Linked DNA regions of Homo sapiens: regions 1, 3, 4 and 5 are each linked to region 2. Evidence: chromatin contacts called from ENCODE Hi-C or POLR2A ChIA-PET data. All regions are on one chromosome and are shown on one strand. Each heading gives the region's core, a stretch centred on a gene start or an enhancer-like site at or near the end of the contact. The rest is flanking DNA. Distances are from core to core; before and after follow the strand shown.

What was found. Hi-C counts contacts between places; a loop is a spot of excess contacts on that map. ChIA-PET counts read pairs that join two places held with the same protein, here RNA polymerase II (POLR2A). Pooled maps may share reads with other maps.
Region 1: a loop to region 2 is called in a map of B cell, with 11 times the contacts of the local background. The contact joins the promoter of LYL1 here to the promoter of ADGRE5 in region 2. A Hi-C loop is called at or near these places in 1 of 168 maps with a recorded cell type or tissue (B cell), 1 of 37 single-sample maps with no recorded cell type and 5 of 50 pooled maps.
Region 3: a pooled map shows a loop between it and region 2 (6-fold over the local background). The contact joins the promoter of TPM4 here to the promoter of ADGRE5 in region 2. A Hi-C loop is called at or near these places in 6 of 50 pooled maps. POLR2A ChIA-PET finds 5 or more read pairs at or near these places in 2 of 52 experiments (B cell and H1).
Region 4: a pooled map shows a loop between it and region 2 (4-fold over the local background). The contact joins the promoter of UCA1 here to the promoter of ADGRE5 in region 2. A Hi-C loop is called at or near these places in 3 of 50 pooled maps. POLR2A ChIA-PET finds 5 or more read pairs at or near these places in 2 of 52 experiments (CD4-positive, alpha-beta T cell and activated CD4-positive, alpha-beta T cell).
Region 5: a pooled map shows a loop between it and region 2 (2.5-fold over the local background). The contact joins the promoter of FARSA here to the promoter of ADGRE5 in region 2. A Hi-C loop is called at or near these places in 2 of 50 pooled maps. POLR2A ChIA-PET finds 5 or more read pairs at or near these places in 3 of 52 experiments (AG04450, CD8-positive, alpha-beta memory T cell and naive thymus-derived CD4-positive, alpha-beta T cell).

Annotation. Positions count from the first base shown.
Region 1 is chr19:13,101,441-13,104,140 of GRCh38, reverse strand. It overlaps LYL1 (LYL1 basic helix-loop-helix family member), which reads left to right and starts at 1,283. Exons shown (of 4, transcript NM_005583.5): 1 at 1,283-1,610. RefSeq lists a silencer at 901-1,510 and a cis regulatory region at 610-1,530.
Region 2 is chr19:14,380,169-14,382,868 of GRCh38, reverse strand. It overlaps ADGRE5 (adhesion G protein-coupled receptor E5), which reads right to left and starts at 1,425. Exons shown (of 20, transcript NM_078481.4): 1 at 1,324-1,425. The coding sequence starts at 1,345. RefSeq lists a silencer at 1-76.
Region 3 is chr19:16,075,130-16,077,829 of GRCh38, reverse strand. It overlaps TPM4 (tropomyosin 4), which reads right to left and starts at 1,335. Exons shown (of 8, transcript NM_003290.3): 1 at 1,133-1,335. The coding sequence starts at 1,264. RefSeq lists enhancers at 264-993, 994-1,721, 1,722-2,451 and a silencer at 776-1,685.
Region 4 is chr19:15,827,619-15,830,318 of GRCh38, reverse strand. It overlaps UCA1 (urothelial cancer associated 1), which reads right to left and starts at 1,372. Exons shown (of 3, transcript NR_015379.3): 1 at 981-1,372. It overlaps LOC124900418 (collagen alpha-1(I) chain-like), which reads right to left and starts at 1,372. Exons shown (of 3, transcript XM_047439793.1): 1 at 981-1,372. RefSeq lists an enhancer at 929-2,128.
Region 5 is chr19:12,932,295-12,934,994 of GRCh38, reverse strand. It overlaps FARSA (phenylalanyl-tRNA synthetase subunit alpha), which reads left to right and starts at 1,284. Exons shown (of 13, transcript NM_004461.3): 1 at 1,284-1,445. The coding sequence starts at 1,299. It overlaps FARSA-AS1 (FARSA antisense RNA 1), which reads right to left. Exons shown (of 3, transcript NR_149078.1): 2 at 1,958-2,025; 3 at 1,699-1,846. RefSeq lists a silencer at 1-49 and enhancers at 1,086-1,380, 1,102-1,601, 1,612-1,681.

The DNA.
Region 1 (2,700 bases), core at 34-2,533, 1.3 Mb after region 2:
ACTGCAGCCTCCACCTCCCAGGCTCACGCCATCCTCCCACCTCAGCCTCCAGAGTAGCAGGGACTACAGGCACGCACCACCACAACCAGCTAATTTTTGTATTTTTTGTAGAGATGGGGTTTTGCCATGTTTCCCAGGCTGGTCTCAAACTCATGAGCCCAAGCAATCCGCCAGCCTCAGCCTCCCAAAGTGCTGGGATGACAGGCATGAGCCACCAAGCCCGGCCTTTACTGCATAAAACTTTAGTTCCTGCTTCTTTGGAGGAAAGCAATGGAGGTGTTGATCGTGGGGTCCTGGGCTCCACCCCATTCCTGGGCGGGGGGGGGGGGGGGTTGGTAGTCCTGCTGCTGGGTGCCTGCCTGCCTGGGGGCTCTTGCAGTTGCCCAGATACACAGACGGGCCAAAGCATGAGTATCACAAGTGGGTGGCAGTCTGGTAGCTGCTGCTGCCTGGCTGTGCCCAGAGCCTCTCCCTGTGGGAGGCTCCAGTAGGGTCTTGAGGTTTACCACCAAGCCAGGATAACTGCCCCCCATGAAGGGGCCGGGTGCTGTGGGGTGAGGGCCATGGACCACCAAGTTGGAGTTATGTGATCCTGTAGCCAAGAGGCCTATAGTTGTGGGGACCTGTTGGGCATCTACTGGAAGGTCACACCAGCCCCAGCACCCTAGGAAATCCAACTTCCCCACCCCACCCCTGACAGCCATGGCTCTTCCTCTCACCCTCCTGGGCTTGGAAATGTGTGGATACTGTGCTGAGGGCTTGGGACACCTGCCCAGGCTGGACACCCAAGGCCAGACTGTTAGAACTGTTCCCCTTTGGGTGCCCCACTCCCGGGTAGGGGTGGTGGAGAGGAGGGAAGGGCCTCTGTAAAAAGAGGAACCAGGCTGGGTGAGGAGAGGAGGTGGGGGCCCAGGGTCACGCGGCCCCAACGGGCCGGAAAGGGCTCTCCCTCACCCCCATCAGCACAGACATTCGGGCAGGGAGTGTGCAAAGCCAAAGGGCAGACTCGGACATAAGAGGAGGCAGCTTCCCTGCCTCAGTTTACCCCCTGCGTGCATCCAGGCACCTCCCTCCCCGGCTGCCCTGGGGCCCGGGTCCCCAGAGGCCCGGGGTCCCTACAGTGGCTGGGGGAGCGGAAGGCGAAGCCCTGAGGGGTGGCGGACCGAGTCCTGCCAGCGCCGGCTGGGGGCGGGGCCGGGAGGCCCGCGCTGCTAGGTCCCCGCCCGCTGGTTTCCTCCGGGGTCAGCCAGGCTCCTTATCAGGCGCGGCCAGGCAGCCTGGCCCTTATCTGCACTGGGCCAGCATCCTCCGGCCGCTGCGCCGCCAGGGGTGAGAGGGAGGAAACCGGGCCGCCGGGGGCGGGGAGAAGGCGGGCCGGCCCGGGAGCCGCTCACTTTCCCTGGGGGGGACCTACGCGGAGACCTCGGCTATCCTGGCCTTCCGAGGCCCACGAGGAGGCGCGGCCCAACGCCGGGGCCTGGAGCATTGAGGCCGGACCCTCGCGAGACAGCAGAGCCTGGCCTGACGCTGGAAACCACACCCTGGCCCAGACTGCCAGCCCTGACGGGACAGAGCCAGGGCACTCACCAGGCTGCAAGAACAGTGCTGGGGTAAGAGGGGAGCGGGCCTAAAGGTGGAGGATCCCGGGCCTGGGACCCAGCCTGCATTCCTTTGTTCATTCCTTCATTCATTCATTCACCAGCAGGGACCCACTAGTGAGGGGCCAGGCCTGCTTCCCCAGGGCCTAGCTGAGGAAGACAGGGCAGAGGGGCCAACAGTCTCACACCTTGCTGGGACATCCTGGACTCTGGAACCAAGAGCAAACAGGGATGTCAAAACAGTATGCAAAACTGTGGATGATCGCGGGGCATTGTGGTGCATGCCTGTAATCCCAGCACTTTGGGAGGCTGAGGCAGGAGGATCACTTGAGCCCAGGAGTTCCAGACCACCCTGGACAACAGAGTGAGAACCTGCCTCTACAAAAAAAATTTTTTTTTTTAAATTAGCCGGGCATGGTGGCACATGCCTGTACTCTCAGCTACTCAGGAGGCTGAGACAGGAGGATGGCTCGAGCCCAGGAATTTGAGGCTGCAGTGCACTATGATTGCACCACTGCACTCCAGCCTGGACAACAGAGGGAGACCCTGTCTCTAAAAAAATAAACAAATTTTAAAAAGCGTGGATGCTGATGAGGATGGGGGCTTCCAAGCCAGAGGGAGGGTTGGGGCATGACTGGACTGGACTGGGCAGTGGGGTCAGTGTTTGGGGGTCTAGGGTCAGCATTTGAGGTCATAGTGTCAGTAGTGGGGTCACAGGGTTGCTATGGGGGATGTTTGCAGTGGGAGTGGGGGTCACTCAAGCAATTATGGAGCACTTTCAGGGACAGCAATGGGAAGAACCGCAGGGTCATTCTTGAGGTGCAGAGGGTCAGCCTGGGTGGGGGCTGGGGGCCTTCCGTGAAGGGTCAGAGTCCATCTTGGAGGGATTCCAAGCTCACATGGCATCAATGAGTTAATGAGGAGTCTCTGGGTTGGATCTTTAGATCTGAGGATAACAGGGTTAATCTTGGGGTTTCTGGGGATCCCAGGATCAGTTAGGGGCTCCCTGTCTTGTTCCCTCTCCAGGCTGCAGAGGTGAGGGAATTCTGGAAGAAGGAATATTTGCTCAGAGGCTGGGCAACAGCGCCCCTCCTGGGTCACA
Region 2 (2,700 bases), core at 176-2,675:
GGCAGGCACCTATAATCCCAGCTACTCGGGGTGGATGGGGGCGAGGCAGGAGAATCGCTTGAACCCAGGAGGCGGAGGTTGCAGTGAGCCGAGATTGCACCATTGCACTCCAGCCTGAGCGACAAGAGCGAGACTTTGTCTCAAAAAAAAAAAAAAAAATTTGTTTTTGGTAGAGACAACGTCTCGATGTGTTGCCCAGGCTAGTCTCCAGTCCCTGGGCTCAAGAGATCCACCTGCCTCGGCCTCTCAAAGTGCTGGGATTGCAGGTGTGAGCCACTGTGCCCAGCCAACACTTTTAAAATGCTGTTTACCTAATTCTTACTGTGAACCAGGAATAGTTTGTGTCCTAACTCACTCATCCCTTAAAACAATCTAAGACGGAGACGGGTTGTGCTCCATTTTATAGATGAGAAAAGTGAGGCGCAGAGGCTCTCTGACTTGGCCCTGGTGACACAGACAGCCAGGGCGTGGAACCCTTGGGAAGCCAGGTCTTGGCAACTGCCCCCAACAAGTGTGCCCCCAAGAAACCCAAGGTGGGCTCTTGTCTCTCACTCTCAAGCCAAGGCGGGGTGCTGAGCTGACACCTGCCACTTGGGGCTGGCCCAGGGAAGCTGTGTCCCTGTGGTCCAGGAAGTTCTGGTTTTTGCCCCAAATGTCATTTCTTCACTCTCTTTGTTGCCCCGTTGCTTAGGCAACGAGCTACCCTGATAACCGTTACAGTCACCTTGGGTGGGGCGGGAAAGGGAGTCCCAGGAAGTCACAACAAAAATCAAATTCAAACCCAGAACCAGGCAAAGTCCCTTCGATCCGCAGCTGAGCCCCAGCCAGGTCTGCGGGGAGCAAGAACTGGGGTCTCTGGGGGCTGCCCCTGCTGCTGAGACTGCGAGGGACAAATTGGGGGTACCTTGCAGTGGAGAAGTCCTGGCTTCTAGCTTCCCCACCCCCGCCCATGTCCTTCTATGCGTTATATTAAGCACAGCGGCTCTCAGGGTCCCAGCACTCACTTTTTGCCCCTTTCCTTCCCCCGTGCCTCAGTTTCCCCTCTTAGGGAGCAGATGCCAGACTGGCTCCAGTAGAAAGCTTGAGGATCCCTCCAGGCAGGGTAGCAGGCTCCAAGAGCACCCTGGAGTTCCTGCCGGGGTGTGGGGGTGCCCAAGCACCACCAGCCCCTCTCGCCGTGTGCCCGTGAGTGCCTGCTTGACCATGTGGCTTCCTCTATCGCAGGCCCCACAGACACCAGCGGCGCCTCCCGTTTCTCAGACGCAGCCAAGGGGTCCCGCTGGAGCTTCCTCGCCCCTCCCAGCGGGGCCCCAAAGTACTTACCGAGAAAGACGCGGCCTCCCATGGTTGGAGCTGCCGGCAGGAGCGGCAGGGGAAAGAGTGAGTGGGACAGGGCTGTCCCGTCTCCACAGGCTAGGCAGCTGTGCAGGCTGTCCCGAGGCCAGGACTTTATGAAGGAGGGGGGGCGGACAGCCGCTGGCCCAGGGCCCTCCCCGGAACTGGCGGTGCAGCTGGAAGCCAGCAGGAAAGTGCAATAAAAACACAGACCCAGGGGCGCTGCATACACACACACACACACACACACACACACACACACACACACGTGCACTCAGTAAGAATGAAGTGCAACCTGCTTTCAAAAACCCTCTGCTAGAGTTTCCACCATGTGGCTCTGACGAACCCTTTGGCCTCTGTGTTGGGGCTGGCTGCTCTGAGGGGAAGGTGTGGCAGCCGGGCGGGGCGGTCTTGCCTGGGGCCACTTGGCTCTTCCCTGGGCAGGCGCAAAGGGGTCTTGTCAGAAATAGCTCTGGACGCCCACGCTGGTGGGACTCGCCCTGTGCCCAGAGCTTTGGCATGCCAGAGTTGGCAGAGCCTGCGTCCCAGCTGGCAGAACGTTTCCCTGCCATTTTCCAGATGAGGAAACAGGTCGGGTGCAGAGGCTCGCACCTGTGATCTCAGCACTCTGGGAGGCCGAGGCAGGAGGATCGCTTGAGCTCAGGAGTTTGACACCAGCCTGGGCAACATGGCGAAACTCTTGTTTCTACAAAATAAATAAATAAATAATCCAGGCTGGTGGCAGACATCTGTAGTCCCAGCTACTACTACTCAGGAGGCTGAGGCGGGGAGAATCACCCGAGCTGGGGAGTTTGAGGCTGCAGTGAGCTATGATGGTGCCACTGCACTCCAGCTTGGGTGATAGAGTGAGATCCTGTGTCAAAAACAAAAAGAAAGAAAGAAAACTGAGGCATTACAGTGTCCACATAAAAGCCCAGGGAGGGAGAAGGGGCCCTCTTCCGATGCCAGGCAGGTGCCAAGAAGAGAAGCTTCACCGCACAGAGCAGACCTCCTGGATCTTTCTGATCTTTCTAAGCCAGTTTCCCCCTGTGGGAAACTTATATTTCAGAGGCCTCTTCGTTAATCAACAGAGAATCATGTGATAGGAGGGTTCTTTCCTTTCTGGATAAATCACATGATTAGCTTGTCTCTTGAGCTACCTCATAATTTTTTAAAACGCTATTTTTTGGCTGGGTGCGGTGGCTCACACCTGTAATCCCAGCACTTTGGGAGTCTGAGGTGGGTGGATCACCTGAGGTCGGGAGTTCGAGACTCAGCCTGACCAACATGGAGAAACCCTGTCTCTACTAAAAATACAAAATTAGCCGGGTGTGGCGGCACATGCCTGTAATCCCAGCTACTTGG
Region 3 (2,700 bases), core at 86-2,585, 1.7 Mb before region 2:
AGATCGCACCACTGCACTCCAGCCTGGGCGACAGAGTGAGACTGCCTCAAAAACAAAACAACAAAAAACAACAACACAATTGATTATTTACAAAGCGCCAGGCTCCACGCCTGAGATTTACTCCTGGGACCCTCCCTGCTACTCTGGGGGGTCGGGATTCTTATCAGTCCTACTCGCAGATGGGAAAAAAGCTCCTAGAGAGCAAATACCAAGTCATGAAGCCTGTGGGTGGCATGATATGGGACCAGAATCCAAATCTGTCCCCAGACCCTGGCGGTGCCACCATCTGTCCCGAGGGACAGCCAGGAGGATGATGCAGAGAGGATGGTGAAACTCCCTCCTTTTTCAGACCCATTGTTTATCTCGGGCCCTGCGACTCGCGGCGGAGGCGCACAGCAGGCGCTCAAACGATCGTGGGTTCAGGGCCCCGCGCCAGCGTTCCCGGGGCCTTCTGGAGAGAGGCAGGGTCCCGCCGCCCCGGTTCCCGCAGGAATCAGCTGGAGAAAGGCGGGCGGCTTGGGGCTGAACTTCCTCCACCCCCCATCCCCCCCGCCGCCTGGAGCAGACACGTCGCCGCCGCGCCCCTGGGAACGGTCAGGGAAGCAAGCAGAAGCCGGGAAGCCGCGAAAGAGGCGAGAAAGTGCGACCCCCTCCCCAGATCCCCGGTCCCCCGTCGAAATCCCTGTCGGCCGGTCAAACCCTAGACAATGGAAGCTCCACGTTTTCATCCTCATTCTCCCCCACAAGTCCGGTCGCGGGTTCCCCTCGGCCCGGGACCCCGGCGCCAGCCCCGGAGTCGGAGCCTGCACGATACGCCCCCTCCCGCCGCTCCACTTCTCCACCCGGAGATCGCTCACCCCCTCCGCCCCATCCCCCCATTTCCCGCTTGGCCGGCCCCGCCCGACCCGGAGGCGGCGCCCCCTCCCCTGTCCCAGGCCCAGGAAGGAGGACGGCGGAGGAAGTAGGGGGTCCTGGCTGCGGGCGCAGGGATGTGGGTCGGCGATCGGCGTCCGAGGGCGTAAAAAGGCGGCCCGAGGACTGCGCGCGGGCGGGCAGCGCGGGAAGCCGGGAAGAAAGGAGGGCGCGCGGGGGAGGAGGCTGCGGGTGCGGGGCCCGAGGCCGGGGCGCTCACTTTCTCGCGCCGCTCGCGCTCGCCGTCCAGCTCCCGCTGCAGGCCCTGCGCGCGGTCTTCCGCCTCGTCCGCCTGCTGCTGCAGGGCCTGGATCTTGCGTTTCACCGCCTCCAGGGAGTTGAGGCCGGCCATGGCGCGGAGGCGCAGAGGCGCACGGGCAGCGGCGGACGCTCGGCTGGGCTCGGCTCCGGCGAGAGCTGCACAGCCGCGCCCCGGCCCCCCAAGCCTTTGCCTGCGCGGGGGCCGCCCCCGCCTCTCCCCGCCCCCCGGGCCGGCTGCCGTCGGGGCGATGAGGTCACCCGGCCGGACCGCCGACGTCAGCACCGCTGGGGGAGGGCCTGACGTCGGCACCGCTGGCCACAGCTGCTGGAAAGTGCCCCTTTTCGGGACTTATTTGGAGAAAGCGCTGGGAGGCGCCGCCTTCTCCTCCTCCTCTTCCTCCTCCCCCTGCGGCTCTCCCCGCCTTCCCGGCCCCGGGGCTCCGGCCTGGCCCCGCCGCGGGCTCCCGCATCCCTGCACACGTACGTCGGAGGCCTTCTTCTCCGTGAGCTCCAGCTTCTCCTGCGCGTCCTTCAGGTCCTCGGAATATTTATCCAGCTCGTCCTCTGTCCCTTTTAGTTTCTTCTGGAGGTGCGTCAGCTCCTCCTCCACCTGGGGACGACAGAGCGAGGAACGGGTCAGCCTGGGGGGGGGGTCACGTCCCCGAGGTGCAGGGGCGGTCCCCCCCAATATTCACAAGAGTCCTCCGTCTCTCTCTGGGCATCAGTTTCCTTATCTGTAGAACAGGGGTTGCGATAGCATGCACCACGCCATCCATGCTACCTGATAGTGGGATTTTCACATCTTTCCCTCGTCCTGAGGACCAGCTGTTTTGGGCTTATTGGGGTCCCCAGTACTCTAGGGAGATCAATGGCAGCTTTTGGGAAACTGAAGACTCCAAATGTTTTCCAGAAATACACACATTCCAGTTTCAGAGGTGCAGCCTCACCATGATCTGGAGTTAAGCAATCTCATTCTCTGCGCGTGGATCCCTCCGCCCATCCCTGTCCCCAGCCTTTCTCCCTCTGGTTCTGACCCCAACACGGGGTCAGAGAAACTTTCTAACAAATACGCCTGCCCTCTTTCTGCCTAGAACCTGCTATGGCTCCCTATGGCCCAAGGCAGTGGTTCTTAGACTGTCTTACCAAAATACTCTGAAGGGCTGAAGGGCTCAGACCTAGTCCCTCATTTCTGGGCTTTGGGGAGCTTGGCTAGAAGAGACTCGCCCCTACAGGATCACTTTCTTTGAAGGCTCGGGTTAAATCTTTAAAATTTTTGCATATAGGCCATGTTCATTTTAATAAAAATGTCCCCTACTTTCCCTAAATTTTCAGTCCTCTGTTTATCCCAAGAGTCCTATCCTCCCATCACTCCTAGTTTGAGAAGCTCAGGCCTATGGATTACAAACCACAGACCCCATCACCTCTCTTTGTCACCCCCCACCACACCGGTCTAGAGTTGGCTCAAGAAGACTTTTCTGTCACCTCCAGGCTGAAACTCCCTCCCTGGGCCCCCAACTCTGGATTAGG
Region 4 (2,700 bases), core at 123-2,622, 1.4 Mb before region 2:
TAGAGAAAAAGGTATATGAACCTTTACTGTGCCCTCAGCTCCAGCCACCTCTCTATGAGGAAATTGTTGGGCAGGTGGGGGAGAGCTAGTCATGGAATGAAACTAAGCCTGACCAAGTTTGAGGAGGGGAGGTGATAGAAGAATTATAAGATGGGGGAGCGGAGGCTGAGGAAGAATTGGGACTTGATTCAGCCTGCCAAGGAGTGGCCTGGGGAGGGGGAGAGAGGTCAGAGGGGTCTGCAGAAAAGGGGGATTCAGGGGACTCTGAGGTTGGGGTAGAGACTGAAGGAACGGACGGGAGAGAAAGAAGAAAAATTTGGGATGAGTCACATTGGGAGCAGAGGCTTGGGAGGGAGCGAAGTGTAAAAAATGCCTGGACGCAAGGCACCTCAGACCATGTGCCCATTTTTTGACAAAAATGATCTAGGTCTTGTAGGATGGAGAAATCAAAAGTGCCGTTTTCTGGCCACTTGGAACCATTGTCAAGTTTATATTGCGGCCAAGCAGTATTGCAGAAGAAAATAAGACGTTTGAGTTTTATATCAGGTGTTAGTTTAAGAGAAGTTTTTAAGTACACAGGCTAAGGGGGAAGAGGGAGGAATGGAGGGCGGAAGATTGCCCAAAGTGAAGGAGGTAAGTTTAAAGAGAGAAGTAGAGACACGGAGAAGGGCGGGGGTGAGCAGCCAAAGCAGGCGTCCCCGCAAATGACTTGCCACCATGGGAATGTGGGTGAATGACCAAGGCAGGCATCCCCAAGGTGATCAGACACCAGTGGAATGTGGGTGAATAATTAGGCAGGCGTCCCCGCAGTGATTAGACACCAAGGGAAGACTGTCTTCCTGAGTCTGTGACCAGCGCCAGAGTTTTGGGTCCACGGATAAAATGTGTCTCCTTTGTCTCTACTAGAGAAGAAAAAGACTGGACAGGGAGATTGGAGGGTAGCGACAGAGGCTGGAGAAAAGAGTGAAGAGACCACTTACCCGATTTGAAATTGGTGAGATGTTCCTTGGGCTGGTCTGAGGACCCGAGGTCGCAGGTGGATCTCTTCACGGAATGAGGGCCAGGACAGGGGGCCGGTCTCACGAAGGAGTCCCCCTGGCCCAGATTTTGGCACCAAGTGTCAAGCATGTCCGTATAGAAGACCACCTAAACAGGCTTTGTGTGAGCAACAAGGCTGTTAATTCACTTGGGTGCAAGTGGGCTGAGTCTGAAAAGAGAGTCAGCGAAGGGAGATAGGAGAGGGGCAGCTTTATAGGGCTGGGGTAGGCTGTGGAAAGTTACAGTTAAAGGTGGTTATCTGTTGTCAGCAGAGGAGGGAGTCACAAGGTGCATGGTGGAGAGATGATGGGACTCATTGTCCAGAAGAATGTCACAGGGTCGATTGATCAGTTGGGGCAGGGCAGGAACACGTCATAATGGTGGAATGTCGTAAGGTGGGTTAATTAGTTAAGGCAGGAATTGGCTGTTTCACTTCCTTGTTTTTCAGCTGCTCCAGACTTCTTGGCTCCTGTAGGCCACCTGGACATATATGTGCAGGTCACAGGGGTTACAATGGCTGAGCTTCGGCTCAGAGGCCTGACAGTTCCCTTTTGGAAACGTTACAGGGTGATGTGACCTCAGCCCACCCTCTTATCTTTTCCTGGTCCTGGGTTTCAGAACTGCCTGGGGCTCATCTGAGATGCCCACAAGCTGCCGGGTCTCTTGGAGGGTCATGAATATCAGCTCCTGGGTCATTTCTTCCCAGAGGACAGCCTGAGATGTGCCTGTGGGGCCTCTCAGGGGAGCCGCCGGGTGCACCCCCTCCCCCTACCTCCCGGGAGGGAGGAGTCCCCTGGTATCTCCCTCCGTCATCTAAAAGGAAACCCCTTAGGACATTTAGCTTTTCTCACCCCAAGCCCAGTTTTCACTTCTTGGAAATACCTCTCTGGTCAGCCACTCAGATGCTGCTATTGAAGGGAAAAGACTGGAATGATCCCTGTCCTTTGAATCCTCTTAGCCTAGTGAAGGGAGAAAACTATGGCTAAGGACAGGAAAACCACCTTCACTGAGGTGACGCAAAAAGCTGAAACGCACACAATGCAGTGTCTTCTGGGAGGGTGGTCACTGAGTATATATGTGAGCAGCACAGGGTTTGGGGCATGTCTGAGGTTATATAGGATGACCTGATCTGACACTTGAGTCAGACTTGCCGGTATTCCAGTTTGCCCTACCCCTCCCTGGGTTTGTCACCTTGAAAATTTTTTTTTCACTTACTTACTTATAATAGAGTCAGGGTCTCACTACATTGCCTAGGCTGACCTCAAACTCCCGGGCTCAAGCGATCTTCCTGCCTCAAACTCCCAAAGTGCTGGGATTACAGGTGTGAGCCACTGCACCCAGCCTGAACCTCAGTTTTTAAAAAATTAAATATCAAATGGATTTTATTAGTAGAGTTTGATAGACAAGATAGAATATATCCAAGGAGGCAAGAAAGAGGTGTATTTCAGAAAAAAAAGAAAAAAGAAAAGAAATGTCTAGCCTTATATTTCATCCATTAATTTTTTTTTTTTTTGAGACAGAGTCTTGATCTGTTGCCCAGCCTGGAGTACAGTGGTGCCATCTCGGCTCACTGCAACCTCCGCCTCCCAGGTTCAAGTGATTCTCCTGCCTCAGCCTCCGGAGTAGCTGGGATTACAGGCACCTGCCACCACACCTGGCTAA
Region 5 (2,700 bases), core at 35-2,534, 1.4 Mb after region 2:
CTGCTAATTTTGTATTTTTAGTAGAGACGGGGTTTCTCCATGTTGGTCAGGCTGGTCTCAAACTCCCGACCTCAGGTGATCCACCCGCCTCGGCCTCCCAAAGTGCTGGGATTACAGAGGTGAGCCACTGTGCCCGGCCGAGTGCAAAATATTTTATTAGTCATCTTTTTTTTTGTAAGAGTCAGGGTCTGGCTGGCTGGGCGAGGTGGGTCATGCCTCTAATGCCAGCATTTTGGGAGACCGATGCAGGAGGATAACCTGAGCCTAGGAGTTTGAGACCAGCCTGGGCAACATGGCCAAAACCCATACTTAAAAAAAAAAAAAAAGCTGGGTGTGGTGGCGCGCACCTGCAGTTCCAGCTACTCAGGAGCCTAAGGTTGGAGGATCCTTAGAGCCTGGGAAGTCAAGGCTGCAGTAAGCCATAATTGCACCACTGCACTCCAGCATGGGTGACAGAGCAAGACCCTGTCTCAAAAAAGAAAGATGTTTTGCACTGTGTTTCTATAGGACAGTGCTAATCTAGGCCATGCAGTATTTGCACTGACGTTACTCTCAGCGCACAGGGGTGGGAGGATCTGGAAGGTTTATAATTTATGACTTCATTTCCACCAACTCTCTGTAGAACCTTGGGCAAGTCATACCACCCTCTGAGCCTCAGTTTTCTCACATGTGTAATGCGGTTATATCAGTATCTACATCATAAAGTTTTGGGGATAAATGAAATACTACACGTGAAGTACTCAGTTCTGGGCTAAGTACTACCACATACGAGGTAGTCCACACAGGTTAGGTGCCACCTTGACTTACTAGGTGAATTCCTTTTCCCTCTATAAAAAGGGACGGTACCTACCCAGCCTTCCTTTGAAATTTTAAAAGTAGCTGACATCGCCAAAATGACCATCTCTGGAGCCCACCACCCACCGCCTCTCCTAGGGCAAGAGAGAATACCAGAAGGGCAGAGGGTTCTGTAACCCAGAGACGGGGAAGTCCAAGGTCACACAGCCCGCTCGAAGTGAGGCTAGATAAAACTCAAAACAGGGCGGTGCTTCTGACCTTGAGATAATCAATTTTACCCCTCTGGTCAACCAGACGCCATTGATGGAGCCAGGGTGGAGGTGGGAACTGAGTCCCATGCACCTTTTGCGGCTCCGTCGCCACACTCAAGATGACGACACATTGAGCCCTGTTCTACAGTTAGACACATTCAAGATGGCGGTACACACTCCGGTTCCGGTTCCGGTGGCTCAGCTCCCCCCGCCCACCCGGGCCCGGACACGCTGAGCACACTGGAAGGAGTCATGGCGGATGGTCAGGTGGCGGAACTGCTGCTCCGGCGGCTGGAGGCGTCTGATGGCGGCCTGGACAGCGCCGAGTTGGCGGCTGAGCTGGGCATGGAGCACCAGGCGGTGGTGGGCGCCGTGAAGAGCCTTCAGGCGCTGGGCGAGGTGAGCCGGGCCCGTGATGCCGGACCGCCTTGCCCTTGCACCTACAGTCCCCTTGCCACGGGCGCTCTACGTCCAAGCCAAATTCCCTCAGGCCTAGTTTGGGGTAGCTGTATATGTGTCCACTCCGGGATGTGCGGGCGGGAAGTGGGACGAGTGAGGGCCCAGACGCACGGATGTTCCTCATGCAATAAACGTTTATTGAGGCACGGTCAGCGTGGGTAGAGGGTACGATGATGGACGAGGAAGTCGCGGTTGCTGCCCTCACGCAGGTTGCGACGTAATAGGAAGGTGCTTCAAGAACCAGAGTGATGGGGGAAAACAGGGGACCCAGCTGTGACAGCTGACCCAGCCTTGGGGGTCAGGGAGAGCGGCCTGGTGCAGGTGACGGCTGAGTCTGTTCTCTGTTGAGGAAAGTGATAGCACTTTAGAGATCAGTGGCCGGGATCTTGGGGGATGGCAGGCGGCAAGGGAGACCAGCATAGCTGTAATTGCAAAGCCTCTTAGGTCTTTACCTCATGAGGGAACTGGGAAGCGATAGCAGGAGCTAGAGCCGGTCAGATGAGTGTGCTATCCACATCACCTTTGGGAAGAATTGGCATGGACAGGACTGGAGGTGAAGGGATGAAAGAAGAAGCTGGCACTTCCCCAAGCTGGAGGGCATGATGTCTGGCTATGGGAAGGAAGCTTGGGGGAGGTGGGGAAGGCGTGGGATTCAGGACAAGGCAGGGGGCGCACAGATGAAGTCCAGCCTTCTGACTTGGGCAAGTGGACAGTGACAGAGTCACAGGCGTAGGATGCTGAGGGGCCCGTGGGCCACCCAGAAGGCTAGATCCATGGGGCCAGGATCTGGGCTGTTTATCCGTAGAGCTCATGTTCTGTGCCCCACTTTGGTCTCAGCTTGTTTGTCCAATCCATTCCATAATCCTGGCTGATGGCCATGTTATTCCCATTTTGCAGATGTGACAACTGATGGTCAGTAACATAATCAGTGTGAATAGAAGAGGCCGATGAGCCCAGATTTGAAATTAGGCACTCAGGCTGCAGAGCCCATAGTCCTCAATGCAGAGGAGAGATGGCAGCTGTGTTGTGTGGGGTGACAGTGCCTTGACCAATATGATCTGACATTTGTATACGTCACAGAGGGTTAAATAATATAAGGAGGTGAGGTTCAATCTAATGACAGTAATAGCCATAAAAATAATTATAGTAATTAGAATTTATGCCGGGTGCAGTGGTCACACCTGTAATCCCAGCA